Linked DNA regions of Mus musculus: region 2 is linked to region 1. A link is a loop called in an ENCODE intact Hi-C map of the cell type or tissue named here. Cell type or tissue: gastrocnemius. All regions are shown on one strand. Each heading gives the region's core, and the rest is flanking DNA. Links, peaks and the distances in the headings are about the cores only.

Region 1 (8,322 bases), core at 109-8,108:
GGAGGTGCGGGAGGCACTGAGCTGCGCCATACTGCAGAGGGATGTACTGCAGACGGAGAAGGCAGAGGTGGCCGAGGCGCTAACCAAGGTGAGTCCTGTCAGCCACATGACTCATGGCTCTTCCCATTAGCCAGACCACTCAACGTCAGGCTGTGGGCTGAGCATGCTGCTGACCCCTTCCTCTGGATAGAGACTGACTTTTTATTCTTATCTATCTGTTACTGTGTTTTAAATCTCCCTCCCCCATACTCCTCCCCCTTTCATCCCCCACCCCTCTCTGCATGTTAGCATTTGTGCACCTGTACACTGGTGTTTGTATGGAAGTCAGGACAGCCTTGGTGTCCGACCATGTTTCCCACTTTATTTAAGTCCCTTCACTGCCCCTTGCTGGGTCTTGAGCTGCTGGGGTCCTCCTGCCTGCTTCCACTATGCTGTAGAGACACTAGGACTAACCTTGTTAACTTCTGCATGCAGCTGCTACAGGAACTCACGTCCTGCTTGAGCGGTATGAGGTTTCCCCACTGAGCCAGCTCCCTAGCCCCACAGGCTGACTTTTGACCTAGGCCACAGATCCCTGCTTCTTCAGGGGCTCCTGAGACCAGAGCCTGAAGCTCAGGGTCACCTGATCCTTTCTGTGGAAATATGTTCTGGGGCTGAGGAAGTTGGGGGTCATGGTCCTGAGAGTCCTTGGAAGGTGCTTGTCCCACTTCTGGTGGCCTAGGCTCTGTACGATGGCGCCCTAGGCTGCAGCTGCCCCCTGGCTCTGCCTCTCGTTCCTTTCTTGGGCAGCTCTTCAGTAGGAGGTATCTTCCTGATAGCCTTCTTTAGTGGGGATTGTCTGACTCATGTCAACCCTTTCTCCTCGGCCCCAGCTCAGTCTGTAAGGGTCTTCTTCGCTGGCTCTCTCCCCCACTGTTGCCTTCCTGTCCCCACTGCAGGCTGAAGCAGGCCGAGCGCAGCTGGAGCTCTCCCTGACCAAGCTGAGGGCAGAGGAGGCCTCCCTGCGAGACTCCTTATCCAAGATGAGTGCCCTGAATGAGAGCCTCGCCCAGGACAAGCTGGAATTAAACCGCCTTATCGCCCAGGTATGCTGTATACCAGCGCGAGGTCCCCTCCACCAGGGAGACACTGTAGAGACATGCTGGGCTCACCGCCCCCCCCCCTGTCTGTCCTGCTGTCCATCTTTCATCCTGACTGCCTTTCTGTGTTTCATAGAAGGATGCTCTGGGGGCCCTGCTCTATTCTGGTGCTTGGTTCTCAACCCTGTGGACACCCTTCCTTCTCCCTTGCGTGCCATCCCTGACTGGCTGTGATCGTTGGTAGGATGAAGGAAGGGACATCCCGGTCCTGGGAGAGTCCCTTTGCTCCTCAAATCTCTGTCCATACAGCTAGAGGAAGAAAAGGTGGCACTCCTGGGCCGCCAGCAGCAGGCAGAACATGCCACTACGATGGCCGTGGAGAAGCAGGAACTTTTGGAGCAGCTGAGGCTGGAGCAGGAGGTGGAGAGGCAGGGCCTACAGGGCTCCCTGTGTGTGGCTGAGCAGGCCCGGGAGGCGCTGGAACAACAGATCCTTGTACTGCGCAGCGAACGCAGCCATCTGCAGGAGCAGTTGGCCCAGGTGGGCTGAGCCCCATGTAGATTTGTGGGTAGGGGCTCCTGGCCACTCACGTGATATTCTGGAATCAGCCACGGGCTCAGGCACTTGCCTCTGGGTTCATACATATCTCACTTCTGCTAGCTAAGGGCCTTGAGCAAGCTATTATACCCCTCATCCGGGCCACTTGTCTATCGCTGAGACTAAAATTCTGTCACTTAGAGGACAAGCTGACTCTGGGCCAGCCCTGGTGAAGATCCATCCTATTTGGTGAAAGTAGAAAGTTTGGTGGGAAACTGGAACCACACAGCCCGAAGGCAGCTTAGGGTCCCGGGGCTCCAGGGCTCCAGGCCCTGCAAAGCAGCCTGACCAGCTGCTCTCCTTACCATTTGCTGAGCTTCTCAGGTTTGGGCACAGGGCAGAGTGAGTGACTGGGGTCCTTGTTTTTTCTCATGTGCGTTTGTAGACATAGGAAAGGCTAGGGTTTGCCTAGGCATACCAGTGCAGAGTCCGTGCTCAAAGCCCAGCCTCCTGCTACGAGGCCAGGGCTGGGCCCGACCCCACGTTCGAGTGCTGCGTGGTGAACCAGCCAAGGCTCCTGCTCATTGTCCCTGGGCTGGCTAGCTCTCCCGGCAGCTGAGTGGACGGGACCAGGAGCTGGAGCAAGCCCTGCGGGAGTCCCAGCGGCAGGTGGAAGCACTGGAGCGCGCTGCCCGGGAGAAGGAGGCTATGGCCAAGGAGCGGGCTGGCCTGGCAGTGAAGCTGGCAGCAGCAGAGCGGGAGGGCCGGACCCTGTCAGAGGAGGCCATTCGCCTGCGGTAAGGAAGGTGTGGGCTTTGCCCCGCTCCCTGCAGGGGGCGTGCTGGGTCCACACCCTGACCAGCCACGCCCCGGGGTTAACCCAGTGGAGCAGTTACTTAAGAGCCTGGCTTACCAATGCCACCTCGCTCAGGGAGCCGGGGTTAGCTGGGCAGGGAGGCTGGCATTTGGCCCACACTGGCCACACCCTAAGACCCACAGTTACCTGGGGCTGGGGAGGCTGAGTTCCAAGGCCTCAGGGACGATGTTGCTACAGCCTGGAGAAGGAGGCCCTGGAGAGCAGCCTATTTGACGTGCAGAGGCAGCTGGCTCAGCTCGAGGCCCGCCGAGAGCAGCTAGAAGCCGACAGTCAAGCCCTGCTGCTGGCCAAGGAAACTCTGACTGGTATGGGGGCTGAGTCCTGGGGCTTTGTGCTAGACTTAAGCAGGAGTCAGTCAGAAGTTAGGAGCCCTGAGTGAGGTGCATGGCTATGGCTGGCCTGGGTTCCTTATCCAGGGCTGTCACATGGCTCCCTGAACAGGCCCTTCCCTCTCTGAGTTAGGTTCCTTTGGCACCAGAGGTAGGGGCATGGCCACCTGCCTAGCCTGTTGCCAGGATGAGGTGAAGGAGCTAGCGAAGGCCTTGGCAGAGTGCCAGCTGTGGCTGCTGCTGCTTCGTCATCAGGGAGGCTGGAGGGTTCTGAGGTCCTTAGAGAACTCTGGGCTCCATCAGCTGCTGTCGTGAATCTCAGTCCCATGGTCCCAGCCCAGGGTTCCCGCACGCGCCCCACACTCTGTACTCGGTCCTTCCAGCTCAGCACAGTAGCTCAGCAGCTGTGGGGGTCATGGAAAGCAACTTTCCAGAGTCACACAGACCCAGGGAGGGCAATGCTGTTGGGCTCACACCTGGGCGACATACACAGGTCCAGGTGGGACATGCCTCCTGCTTTGTCCCTCAGTGAGGGGCACTGTCCCTAGTGGAGACACTCCATAAAGCTTGAGTGGTTGCTGGTCTTGGAGCATCGTCTTTGACGAGGATGAGGTTAAACTAACCAGGCGCATCATCCAAGCCAAGTACTGTGATGTGCTAGGGCATATGGATTGCATTGACCCAGCAAGCGTGTCAGTGACAGAGACACTGTGTCTTTGATATCCTTCTTCTCTGTGGTGCCCTTTTCACCAGCCATTCTGTCCCCTGTCCATGAGGAGAGCAGAGCCAGTGAGCCCGTGAGGCAGGTGGGGAACTGGTACCCAGAGGGGTGAGCCACTCCCTCAAGGAAGTCAGCATTGGTGCCACGAAAGTGTTCTCACCTGATTTTGCCCGTGTGGCTCATACAGCCCAAGTCTGCCGGTCCAGAGGGACATGTGACTCAGCCCTGCCTTCCTGCCATCCGTCCCTCTTGTGCAGGGGAGCTGGCAGGCCTACGGCAGCAGGTAACATCCACAGAAGAGAAGGCAGCCTTGGACAAGGAGCTGATGACCCAGAAGCTAGTGCAAGCCGAGCGGGAGGCACAGGCCTCTCTGCGGGAGCAGCGGGCAGCCCATGAGGAGGATCTCCAGAGACTGCAGCATGAGAAGGTTTGGTCCTGGGGAGGAGTGGGCAGGGCTCTGAGTCTCCCTGTCTCTGTGCTCTCCTCTGTCTTGCCCTGCCTCAGTTTCCATATCTGTGAAACAGATGCCTGCCATAGAAGATATGAGGATATATAGCTGGGGGTAGCTGAGAAGATAAGGGGTGAGGGTGGTTGTCCTTATCAGATACATAGAGCTCCAGGCCCCAAACCAGGTCTAAACCTGATGGAGACCCACAGTCATTGGAGCAAGGCCGGTGTAGCATACAGCAGAAAGCAGGGTGTGGTGGCGTACACCTTTAATCCTAGCACCCAGAAAGCAGAGGCAGGCAGATCTTAGAGTTCGAGACCAGTCTGGTCTACATAGTTCCAGAATAGCCAGGGCTACATGACGAGAGGCCTTGTTTCAAAACAAACAAGTGTCCAGTAGAAAGCTTCTACTTCATCAATAAGGTTCAGGACTGACAGGGCAGGGCGTGCCAGGGAAGTCACTTGCACACTTGAGTCAGCTTGTATTTCCTGAGTTTGAGTCTGACCTTGGTCTCACTCCACTGATGCCATATAAGGTTTTTGTGCCTTCATTTTTCCTTCCATAGAAACGGATAGATTGCTATGGGGTCCTGTGAAGGGGTTAGCGCAGCCACCAAGTGCTTAGTAAATTTCCTGGCAGTTCCTGTTACTTGAGAATCCCCAGCACGGAGTGTTTCCCAGGACAGGGCTTCAAAAACAGCCTGGGCAGGGCGGCCTCCAACAGCTATGGTCCCCGTGCAGGACTCATAGAGTGGTGAAAAAGATGCCTCCCTTGTCCCCCACCTCCACGGATTTGGGTGGAAATTACCACATATGGCCAGTAGGTGGCAGGGCAGCGCCTGAAGAAGGGCCTCACCCACCACCAGAGACAGGCAGTGCCCTCACCCTGAGAAAGCTGTCCTTGCCATGGCTGTATCATGTTCCCAGTGAGCCATGCGCTGTGGCCCCTGGCACCACCTTTCCTGGCCTTGTCAGTGCCCACAAGCCTGTATTCTCTTCAGCTTCTCTGACAGTCTGAGTCCCAGAGGTTTTTTGCATCCAGCCTTATTTCCTCTACACAACCCTCTAGCTGTCTGAACAGAGTTGGAGAGATGGCCCAGCAGCTAAGAGCACTTGCTGCTCTTCTAGAGGACCTGGTTTTGGTTTCCAGCATCCACACGATGGCTCACAACCATCTGTAACTTTAGTTCCAGGGAATCCAATGCCATCTTCTAACCGCCAGAAGCATCAGGCGTGCACATGGTGCATAGACATACTTGCAGACAAATATTCACACACATGAATAAACCTAAAAGTTTAAAAAATAACATTCGGGTTGTCTATCACCTGGGCTTGGGGGTCCCCATTGTCCCCTTAGCCCTCAGTGCCACAGCTCACCTGGTCAGACCAGTGCCTGTGCCTGTGGCTTTGGCCCACTGTCACCGTGTCCCAGCCTCCAGGCTACACTGCTGGCCTAGTTCTCCCCCTCCCTGGATGGCTGCTGACCATCCTCCCCAGGGGCATTCCTGTTCTCATCCCAGGCCACTGGGGTTCCCTGTTGTCTTCACAGACCTGAGGTGACCTCAGCACAGCTTCCAGTGCCCTGCCCTGCAGTGACCTGGTGGCACGGCTCTTAGCTCTGGGGTGTTTGTGCCTTCTTCTGACCCGACGTCTGCAAGGAACCTTGTGGGCCCCTCCTAGTGTGTCACATAGCCCTGCTCTGGCCCTCAGGAGGCTGCATGGCGGGAGCTTCAGGCAGAGCGGGCCCAGCTGCAGGGCCAGCTGCAGCAGGAGCGAGAGGAGCTGCTGGCACGGATGGAGGCCGAGAAGGAGGAGCTGAGCAAGGAGATTGCCGCGCTGCAGCAGGAGCGGGACGAGGGCCTGCTGCTGGCAGAGAGCGAAAAGCAGCAGGTCTGTGAGCTGGGGAGGGGGGTGGGGAGTAGTGGGACAGCTCTGGGGCTCTCCCCCTCTGCCCAGCGCACCCCCACCCAGCAGCTAGGAGTGCAGGAAGCAGCCAGGTTCTTCCGGGGTCTCAGCTCTCACTGCAGGGCAGGAGAGTTGGAGGCCTAGCACAGTGACAGTGACAGGTGGCACAGGGCATGCTGTCTTCCGGTCTCCTGCCTCCGCTTGCCTCAGGCTGGATGCCTCTGACTGGGCTGTGCCCATAGGCACTTGCTGATCCTTCCAAATTGTTAATTCTTGGTTTTCTGTAAGGTAATGGAGCAGGTCAGACTTGATTATCTCCTGCTTTGTCGCCCTGGGCAAATCACATTCCCCCTGAGCTACAGCTTTCTCATCTGTAACTGAGACTCAAGGAAGTCTTCACCTCCAGGGGGGAAGTTGAAGCATCAGTTAGATCTGTAGATCATGTCCACACCCGGGTTCTGCTGCTGTTCCTTAGCAGGCGCCTCTGCCCTTCGTCCTCCAGTGGTGGGCCATTGTTGCGAGCCAGCACCAGCGGAAGGCTAGGAGAAAGGCCCAGCCACACCCTAAGGCCTGTCATCCTTGCCTCTGCCTAGGCCTTGTCCCTGAAGGAGTCCGAGAAGACGGCGCTGTCGGAGAAGTTGATGGGAACTCGGCACAGTCTGGCTGCCATCTCTCTGGAGATGGAACGGCAGAAGCGAGATGCCCAGAGCCGGCAGGAACAGGACCGGGTAGGTAGGCAGCCCAGCTGGGCCTGTGACCAAGGGGAAACCAGCATGGCTTGAAGGGGCTTGTTAGAGTGGAGGGCCTGGAGATGCTGCCAGGTTGTGTGGAAGGTCCAGCCCTTCCTTCAGGACCCCCAACTGAAGGAGGTGGCCACCAGCTCCACCTTGGTGAGACTACTAGTATAGAGAGGTGAGCTTCAAGGAAGGCACCGAGGTTTGGTAGGCCCCTGGGAGGGCTAGTCCTGGGGTTGAGCAGTGCAGCGGGGTGGGTGTTGGGGGCCACGTCAGGAATAAGCGTGAGGATCTTGGTCACTTCAGAACACACTGAACGCCCTGACATCTGAACTTCGAGACCTCCGGGCCCAGCTGGAGGAAGCCACTGCCGCCCATGCCCAGACGGTGAAAGAGCTGGAGGAACGGACGGGGAACCTGGGCCGGCAGCGGGAGGCCTGCATGCGGGAGGTGAACTGACGCTACTGTCCTGGCATCACTGAGGGCTGCTGCGTGTATGCTGGGGCTGGTTCTGGGAGTCCTCCTGCCTGCGTGAGGACAGACAGTGGTTACCTCAGAGAGGGGGCTGTAAACAGTCATTAGGCACCTGATGTTTGCATTGGGGGACTCATGTCAAGTTCAGGCACTGCTGAGCCCAGCATACCTTGTCCCGTACCTACCGTAACTTAGGTCAGCCACTCACCATAGATCAATGGGGCAGTGTTGGGACCACGATATCCTCTAGCCAGGGAGGGAGGTGGCCTACTGGCCCCTCTCTGCCATGGTCCTAGCCTGAGAGGCCCTGACCCCATTTTCTGGACGCACAGGCAGAAGAGCTGAGGACTCAGCTGCGTGTGTTGGAGGACACCCGCGATGGGCTGCGGCGGGAGCTGCTGGAGGCTCAGCGTAAGGGTCGGGACAGTCAGGACAGCTCCGAAGCCCATCGCCAAGAGGCTAGTGAGCTGCGGCGCAGCCTGAGTGAGGGCGCCAAGGAGCGGGAGGCCCTGCGGCGGTCCAACGAGGAGCTGAGGTCTGCAGTGAAGAAGGCGGAGAGTGAGCGCATCAGGTGAGAGCGGCAAGGGACTGCCTGCTTCCCGTGCCCCATTCTCTAACTCAGTGGCCCTCAGCCTTCCTAAGGCTGTGACCTTTAATACACTCTTCATGGTGTGGTGACCCCAACCATAAAGTCATTTACACTGCTACCTTATAACTGTAGTTTTGCTACTGCTATGAATTGTAATGTAGATATCTGATAGGCAGATTGTATCTGATATATGACTTCTCCTTCATCCCGCAAAGGGTTTGTGACCCACAGGTAGAGAGAGAACCACTGCTCTAACTGAACCTTGGCCCGGACCTCACTTCACCCCATGGTTAGGGAATCATGTAGATGGTGCCGCCTACCACAGAGAGTGGACAGGTGGCAGCAGAGAGATTGGGTCACACTCAGGCCTCCCCTGTGTCGGTCACCCTGGAAACTGAACCCCCACCAGAGACACTGGTGTGCCTCTCTTCCTCCCAAGGTTGTTCCCGAGCCGCACTATGTCAGTGCAAGGATTGTCATATGGGCAGGTGCTTAGGCTATCTCGGGGCCAGACCAACTCAGACCCAGGGCAAGCCTTGGGCACAGAACTACTGTCCCAGAACAGCCTCTGCCTTGCAGCCTGAAGCTTGCCAATGAGGACAAGGAGCAGAAGTTGGCCCTCCTGGAAGA
Region 2 (8,322 bases), core at 197-8,196, 50 kb after region 1:
GTCGGGGGATGGGGAGAGGAGGGAAGAGATGGGAAGCAAGGGAATGTGGACGGGACAGTCCCCAGACAAAAGAGATAGACGGAAAAGGACAGGCTGCGAGACAGGTAGGCAGACATACAGGCAGACAGAGGGCGATGCTGGGAAGACACAAGTGGACCGGCTTGACAGAAAGGGGCGGGGGGGGGGGCACCAGGCAGACAACAGACAAAGAGGTAGAGAGGTGACAGACAAACAAACAGAAAGGAACGTTGGGACACCCCATTGGAACAGCCTCCATATAGAACAACAATAATACAGGAAACAGGCGGACAGACAAACATCAAATAGGCAGGCAGAGTGGGAGGGAGAGGTTGGAAGACACAGGTGGGACAGTCTCCAGACAGAACAGACAAACGGAAAACCGATATGCTGGGAGACAGGACAGACAAAAAGACAGGCACACGGATAGGCTGCTGGCAGACAAACAGGGGGGCCATACTGGGAGACAGAGGTGGAAGAGGAGAAAGTGTCCTGTCCGCGACCACAGCCTCAGGCGCACCCCTCAGCACTGCACCTTACGCGTGCAGGTTCAAGCCTGCCCCTGTCTCTTCCAGGCTGTGTGACTGTAGATGTGTAAGCTAACCTCCCTGGGTCTCCTTTTCTTCAAAACAAAACAAAACAGCACTATTAATTCTAATTGTGTGTGTGTGTGTGTGTGTGTGTGTGTGTGTGTGTGTGTGTGTGTGTGTGTGTGTGGTGGTGGTGGTGGTGCATGTATGCACAATAGCACATCAGAGAACAGTCTTCAAGAGTCAGTCATATTCTTTCTGTGGGTGCCTAGGAATTGACCTTAAGTCCCCAGCAAACACCTTTACCCCCTGAGCCATATTACTGGGTTTGGACCTATTTTTTTTTTTTAAATTTTATTTCTTTTCACGTGCCTTGGTGTTTGACTGCATGCGTGTCTGTGTGAGGGTGTTGGATCCTCTGGAACTGGCGTTACAGGCAGCTATGAGCTGCCATGTGGGTGCTGGGAATTGAACCCAGGATCTTTGGAAGAGCCACTCATGCTCTTTTTTTTTTTTTTTTTTTGGTTTTTCGATACAGGGTTTCTCTGTATCTTCTTGGCTGTCCTGGAACTCACTTTGTAGACCAGGCTGGCCTCGAACTCAGAAATCCACCTGCCTCTGCCTCCCAAGTGCTGGGATTAAAGGCGTACGCCACCACTGCCCGGCTACCGCCCATGCTCTTATCCACTGAGCCATCTCCCCAGCCCCGGGACAGCTTTTTCTGACCTGTACAATGACAAATAGCAGCAGTGACGGCTTGTTGTACGTGCTGCATAAGAGCACTCATCTAAAGCCTGATACTACTGGGTAGATATCAGGAGAAGGTCACACTTGCCATAGACTCCCATGGTCAGATATGGCCAGAAAGGTGCTCCATACAGGTTGGCTGTGATGATGCGCAGGAGGCTAAAGGGAGGTAGGACCTAGCCCAGAAACCCGGAAGCATGGTCCGCACATACCCCTGCACAGGTGAGACAAATAAAGACCCAGGAAAGCCTAGGATACCCATCTACAGCATTCACTACACTATCCCATAGTGACTGACACAGCTAGGGTGTCCCCCGGCCCCAGGATCAATGACCTCTGAACTGAGGCAGAGGGTGTATGAGAGACCTGGAGTAAGCCAGGGAAAGTTGCGGCTGGAATAGTCCTGGGCCCACACCTTCAGCATCACAGTATCCCTGTGAACTCAAGGCGAGTCAGGCTGAGTTCCAGGAGCTGGACCATCAGGTCCTGTCCAGTGGGGACTACTGGAAAGTGACACAAGGACACTCAAGCTAAACAACAGACTGCAGAAAGTCAAGAAGTGTGCAGAGCTATGATGGGGGCGGGGGGAATCCCTTTATGGGGACAGTGGGACGCCTTGACAGCGCAACCTCCAGGAACCTGGCCATGTGCACAGGACTTGTTGACCAGATATGTGGGTGTGGAAATGTGAGGCTCAGACATGCCCAGAGGTTTGGCTTCAGTGGCTGGAGAACAGTGGAGCCATTTAATACTGAGCTGGGGCAGCCGCTGGTGGAGCAGGTTGGGGGGCATTCCTATTGGCCATGTGTGGCGTGGGACTGGCGTCACTAGGTCAGGTGAGACTTCATTCATTAGTAGATGAGATTGTCAGTAGGGACCAGTTGTCTCTCTCCTTCCCCACTTCCACCTCAATTCCTAGAGGGTGACCTTCCCAGGAAACCCAGATGCCTGGGTAGCCTAGAGGTGGTGGTTTTAGTCTGGACCTGACTGACACAGATCCCCCCAGAGGGGCAGTGTAATAAATAAAGCGGCTGGCCTGGGGCCTGAGAGGGTGCTGGAGCATCAGTTCCTGTCCAGCGATGAGAACACTTTTTGATTTATTTATTGGGACAAGGACTAGCTATGTACCCTTGACTAGCCTTGGACCCCTAGAGATCTTCCTGCCTCTGTCCCCCAGGGGCTGGGGTAAAGGTCACTTTTCCTCTCTCAGTCTCTCCTCTCTGTAATAAAAATGCAATCCACACTGTTGAGTTGGTAGGTGCGTGGCAGAGCCCAGACACATTCATGAGACCCTTAAGCTGGGTTAGAAGCCTTGAAAGGGGGCTGGAGAGATGGCTCGGTGGTTAAGAGCACTGACTGCTCTTCTGAAAGTTCAAATCCCAGCAACCACATGGTGGCTCACAACCATCCTTAATGAGATCTGATGTCCTCTTTTGGTGTCTGAAAACAGCTACAGTATAATTACATATAATAATAAATAAATCAGAGGAGGAGGAGGATGAGGAGGAGGAAGAAGAGGAGGAGGAAGAGGAGGAGGAAGAGGCGGCCTTGAAGGTTCAAAGGGATGTGGGGCCAGACCACCTTGCAGGTTACTTGCTACATTATCAGTGCCATGAAAAGCCATTCACTACAGGGACTCCATGCCAAGCTCTCCAGGGGAAAAGCCGAGCTGTCAGCAGCACAGCTCTTCTCCTTGATGGGACGAGTGCCAGGAAATGGGTTTTCCTAAACCACAGAGGCTGGGGAAGGTCCCGCCCACCTGCCACAGGCACCTGTAGGGGAAGTGGCTCTCACCGTGTGGCCCCACAGGCGGTCTGTGGGCAGGGCTCGCCTCCCAGATAACCACAGCTGAAGGCTGCAGTCACAAGGGCCAGGCCTGATCCAACAGCTTCCCTCTGGGGCTACTGCTGTTCTGGGGCTCTCGTGGGGGAAGTCCCGTGCCTGGCTCACACTGCAGGAGGCTGAGCAGATGTTGATGCTGGCAGTTTACCCCAGAGCACGGCCTTACTTCTCCATTTCTTTAGTTTCGATGGAGTTTTGCAGCAACACAGTGTTTTCTCAGCTAGTGACATCCCAGGAAAGAGACCTCCTCGGCTGCCTAAACATGCAGAAAAGTGGTCTTTCTGCAGCTGGTCTTATAGGGAATCGCCTGGAGGGAATTTGAACAAAGGAATCCCTGATACCCTCAGCAGCCAGAGAGAGGGGCAATCTTAGAAGCCAGGCCATGGTGCCTCACGTCCAGTAATTGTTGCTTAGGAGGTTGAGGTGAGAGGATTGAATCTAGCCTGGGCTACATAGCAAGATTCTGTTGCAAAAAAAACTAGGTTGGGGAATATAGCTTAGTTGGTGTGGTGGTACATGCCTGGCACCTGAGAGACAGAGGCAAGAGATCAGAGTTTAGGGTCATTCTTGGTTGTGTAAGTGAATCTGAGGCCAGCTTGGGTTATATGTTGGCATTTCGCCTAGGCTCCGCCCCACAGTTACCTGGCAACAGCCAGGTGTGCCTGACTCACTATAAAAGGGGCTGCTTGCCCCTCCTCTCTCTCTTGCTCTCTTTCTCTTTCCTCTTGCTCCTCCATTACCCTCTTCCCACACCCCTCCCCGTCTCTCTCTACGTGCTCATGTCTGGCCTTTCCTCCTCCTCCTCCTCCTCCTCCTCCTCCTCCTCCTCCTCCTCCTCCTCCTCCTCCTCCTCCTCCTCCTTCTCCCTCTCTCTCTCTCTCTGCCTTTCTCTGCCTCTACTCCCTCAGCTCCCCTCCCCATTCCCTAAATAAACTCTATTCATACTATACACTATACCCTGTCCTGTGGCTGGTACCTGGGGGGGCGGGGGCGGGGAGGAAGAGATGCCTCAGTATATAGGCCCACAGAGGCACCCCCATCCCCCACACCATACCACACCTCCACCAAACATATCCCTGGCTTTTCCCTTTCTTTTTCTAAAACACAACAATATTTGAGTTCTGCCTCAAACAAAATAAAAGACAAAAAGTCTGAGTGATGGATCCCAGGAATCTGGCTGACTGTCCATCACAGACTATAAGAATTTAGAAGGCTTTGGCTGAGTTCACAGGGTTCCACAGCTGGATCTTTCAGACATGTCAGCTATGTGGAGTTTATGGTGTATCTACACTACCACAAAGCATGGTGCTTCGAGGTTTATTCTTAGATGCCATCACATTCTGAATACCACTCATTCCCATTTTACAGGTAGCAAAAGGGAGGCACAGAGAGCCAACACCTGCCCAAAGATCAGGTGAGAAGAGTTGGGTGGTGTAGTCCCAGAGAGACATGAAGCCTTCCATGGTCTTGCTTTGTAAATTCTATAGATGTACACACACACACAGACACACAGACACACACAGACACACAGATACACATACACGAGCCAAAATCCTGCTCAGGACTTCATTTTATTAGAAAAGTCTTTGTGGCTGTGCATAATCTCAACACTTGAAAAACTGAGACTGGGGGATTGTGAGTTTAAGGCCAGTTTACAGCTCTGAGGTACAGAGCCAGACTCATCTCAAAATATCAAAGAGAAAAGGACTTGGAAAGAGGGCTCAGCAGTTGCTGCACTCCCAGAATACTAGAGTTTGGTTCCCAGCCCCCACACTGGGCTGTACACAACCTCTTGGAATTGCAGCTCCAGGGGCTCTGGCTCCCTCTTCTGGCCTCCCCAGGTACTGTGCATGTGCGTGCACAGCCGCAAACACACTGTGCTGGCTAGTCTAAGTCAACTTGACACACAGAGTGGAGTCATCTGAAAGGAGGGAGCTTCAATTGAGAAAATGCCCCCATAAGATCCAGCACTTGGGTATTTTCTTAATTAGTGATTGATGGGGAGGGCCCAGCCCATTGTGGGTGGTTCCGCCCCTGAGCTGGTGGTTCCGGGTTCTCTAAGTAAGCCGGCTGAGCAAGCCATAGAGAGCAAGGCAGTAAGCAGCATCCCTCCATGGCCTCTGCATCAGCTTCTGCCTCTAGGTTCCCTGCCCTGTGTGAGTTCCTGTCCTGACGTCCTTCAGTGATGAACAGCAATGTGGAAATGCAAGCCAAGTTAACCCTTTCCTCCCAGCTTGCCTTTCGGTCATGGTGGTTCATTGCAGCAATAGAAACCCCAAGACACACATTTTAAAAGAATACCAGAGAAAAGCCTTGCTTGGCACAGTGGGGTGTGCTCGTAATCCCATGACTGGGGAGGCAAAGGCAGGAAGGAAGCTACAGAGTGGATTCCAGGTCAACTTGAACGGCAAAGCCCAAGGCCCTGTCTCAAACCATCACTAGCAACAGCAGGACACCTCCTCCCCCAAGATCAAAGCCTTTGTGACATTCCCCCTGCCACCCCTGAGTCCAGTGGCCAATACAACAATATTTATTTACTCAAGAACCATTACCTTCTTAGCCACCTCACGCATCCAATGCGGCTCTTAGCGCAGCTCATCCTTCCGTGCCACTTAGCTAGTCCCGAGAACAACCCACCTTGCCCTCCAGATCCAGGTACCAGAAGCAAAGTCTACTTACCCCTGAAGATACGGAGTGTGACTTTCCCAGGTCTGGCAGGGTCATTAGAATTAAACTGATCTCTGTCCGCAGACAGGGCCAAGGGGTTTACCCTGCCATCTCTCAAGTGCTGGCCTTGGAATGGCCTCACATTTCAGTTGTCACTTGGGGTTAAGTGTCACTAAGTGTTAATCCAGGAGTCGGGGGACTCAGATGCTGGGAGGGCAAACTCCCCTCTCTAATTTTCTTTTTTGGAGCAGCACTAGGGATCACACCAGCCTTAGCACATGCTCTAGGTGTCTGAGAATCCAGGAGTGATACACTTGCCTAGCTACTGAGATGCACTCCAAACCTTTATTTGCATTTTGGGTCAGTATCTCACCCAGGCTAGACCTCAGGATCCCCCTGGCTCTTCCTCCTACGACCAGGGCTCAAACCTGGTAGATTTTGTCTCATCGGTTGAAAAGCCTTGTGATGCTTCCCTTCATAAGTAGAGTAACCACACTAAGGGGCCGAGTAGGGGTTCCTAAGGAGTGTGGTAGTCAATTTTGGAGTTAAAACACTCTTCTCTGTCTGTTGGATCATTTCAAAGTTACTGTTTGGGCTGGAGAGATGGCTCAGCGGTTAAGAGCACTGGCTGCTCTTCCAGATGTCCTGAGTTCAATTCCCAGCAACCACATGGTGGCTCACAACCATCTGTAATCCAATGCCCTCTTCTGGTGCGTCTGAAGACAGCTACAGTTTGCTAATAAATAAAATAAATAAATCTTAAAAAATAAAAAAGATTCAAAGTTACTGTTCTTGTAGGGTGTGACCAGGACAGAGCAATGGAAGTGGCTGCCTGGCAAGCACCAGGTGATCACTGGGTCAGGCCTGTCTCCTCGCTGGCTTAGTCAGGTCAGGGAACATCTGGTCAGTGTGCAGAGCTTTGACAGGATCGACTCCATTTTGACCTCTAGATCGGTCTATCAGTGCAGAAAGTTAAGTCAAGCAAGAGTGGCTGGCACCCATACATTTTAATGCTGGAACAGTTAAATCTGTCACTCAGTGGCTGCGAATGCAGGGGTGGAGGGTAATATCACACACTCCTGTCACCTACACACTGGGTGGCATCCACTACTGCCACCTAACACGCCTGGCTTGAAGGGAATTTTAGATCGGTCAAACATTCAGGAAACAAATGCAGAATGCAGGACAGGGGGCCTTTCATTTGTCCTAATTTTCTCGATTTCACTATGTAGCTCAGGCTGGCCTGGAATTTGCTGTGTAGCCTAGGCTGGCCTCAACTCCTGCCTCGGCTGGTTTGCTTCCCATTGTGTGCTGCTAGCCTAGCATTACCGGTGTGGTTTGAAGTGGGGCCGAGGCAGGGAGCTGTGGCGGGGGATGCAGCTTTGCCTTGTGAGGCCTCAAGAGGTGGAGCTTGCATGGTCAGGGTCACCGCTGTGTGCTGGAATGAATCTCAGACCTTGCTTCCGCGAGAAGAGGCTGACCTGTATGTAGTCCTGAAGACTGCAAATAGCTTTTGCTAATACTGTGGAGACCGAGACTACGTGGGACTACGTGGCAGGTGAAGAGGACGATACAAGTCCTAACTCACGGAAGGGCAAGGTGCGTGTGATGCTGGGGACACACTCCTGCCTTGGTTGTGTGCAATCCTCATCGGAGCTCAGGTCTGGAGCTCTGTCCACCTCTTCAAGGACAAGGATTTCCTGGTGCCTCGGCACCAAGGCCTCGGTTCCAACCGTCTTTGGTAATAATGGAGAGTAACGCCTATTTATCTTAAATGTTTATTACATATGCTGTACTTAGGGAGACTCCAGCTGTTTGACACCAGAGTTGACAGGCACACTCAGCACGGACTGGGTTAAGCCAATGCTCGCTTCTCCTTGTAGGTCGCCATCATCTTCTTGATTTCCGCAATCGCTTTCCCCGGATTCAGACCCTGGAGGGGAGGGAGAGAGAGCTTCAGTACCAGGCATGGTGGGAGGGAACAGCGGCAGCAAAGCCCCTTCCCAGGAGGGTGGTGTGCAGCCCCAGCCCCAGGCCTATCCCACGATGACCCATGGTAGGCAGCCCCTAACTGCTCAGGACACCCAGCATGGTGCTTCCTCTAGGAACACAAGCCAAGGTCAGGATTCGCCAGATGCCTGCCATTACTGCTGAGAGTAAATCAGAGACGGCAGAGACTACATACTCTCAAAAGCAATGTAAGAAACAGCCCTGGAGCCGGGCGTGGTGGTGCACACCTTTAATCCCAGCACTCAGGAGGCAGAGGCAGGCGGATTTCTGAGTTCGAGGCCAGCGTGGTCTACAAAGTGAGTTCCAGGATAGCCAGGGCTATAAAGAGAAACCCTGTCTTGAAAAACCAAAAAAACCAAAAAACCACGCTTGTTTGCAGGACCGATAAGCATCTAGTCAGGGCCAGCCTTGCAAAAGCGGGGAAGGAAATGACGGGTGCCAGGCAGGACTGACTTATCTGAGGTTGGGGGAGGGAGGGCCTCTCACTTTAGAAGAGTAACTCAGAAAC

The links. A loop is a pair of places that touch in the nucleus more often than their neighbours do. Peaks named below come from ENCODE experiments on the same cell type or tissue, not always from the same donor. Only the 100,000 strongest peaks of a DNase experiment are listed, where the experiment ranks them.
Region 2: it touches region 1 in a loop (2.6-fold over the local background); 17 of 42 quality-filtered maps call a loop at or near these places.

The regions. Positions count from the first base shown.
Region 1 is chr4:141,028,450-141,036,771 of GRCm38, reverse strand. Crocc (ciliary rootlet coiled-coil, rootletin) reads left to right here. Exons shown (of 37, transcript NM_172122.2): 15 at 1-88; 16 at 939-1,085; 17 at 1,389-1,619; 18 at 2,220-2,413; 19 at 2,671-2,798; 20 at 3,801-3,970; 21 at 5,701-5,880; 22 at 6,489-6,623; 23 at 6,936-7,079; 24 at 7,436-7,674; 25 at 8,272-8,322. Among named protein-coding and RNA genes, the nearest start is that of Crocc, 21 kb to the left of the region's middle. In gastrocnemius, for the core only: CTCF peaks have their summits at 2,427 and 4,810 (motif pointing right); DNase peaks (open chromatin) are centred at 2,421, 3,015 and 4,823; H3K4me3 peaks cover 1,525 bases; H3K27ac peaks cover 2,728 bases.
Region 2 is chr4:140,978,440-140,986,761 of GRCm38, reverse strand. Sdhb (succinate dehydrogenase complex, subunit B, iron sulfur (Ip)) reads right to left here. Exons shown (of 8, transcript NM_023374.4): 8 at 7,564-7,737. The coding sequence ends at 7,660. It also overlaps a transcript of Atp13a2 not described here. Among named protein-coding and RNA genes, the nearest start is that of Atp13a2, 4.3 kb to the left of the region's middle. In gastrocnemius, for the core only: a CTCF peak has its summit at 4,968 (motif pointing left); a DNase peak (open chromatin) is centred at 3,113; H3K4me3 peaks cover 111 bases; H3K27ac peaks cover 834 bases.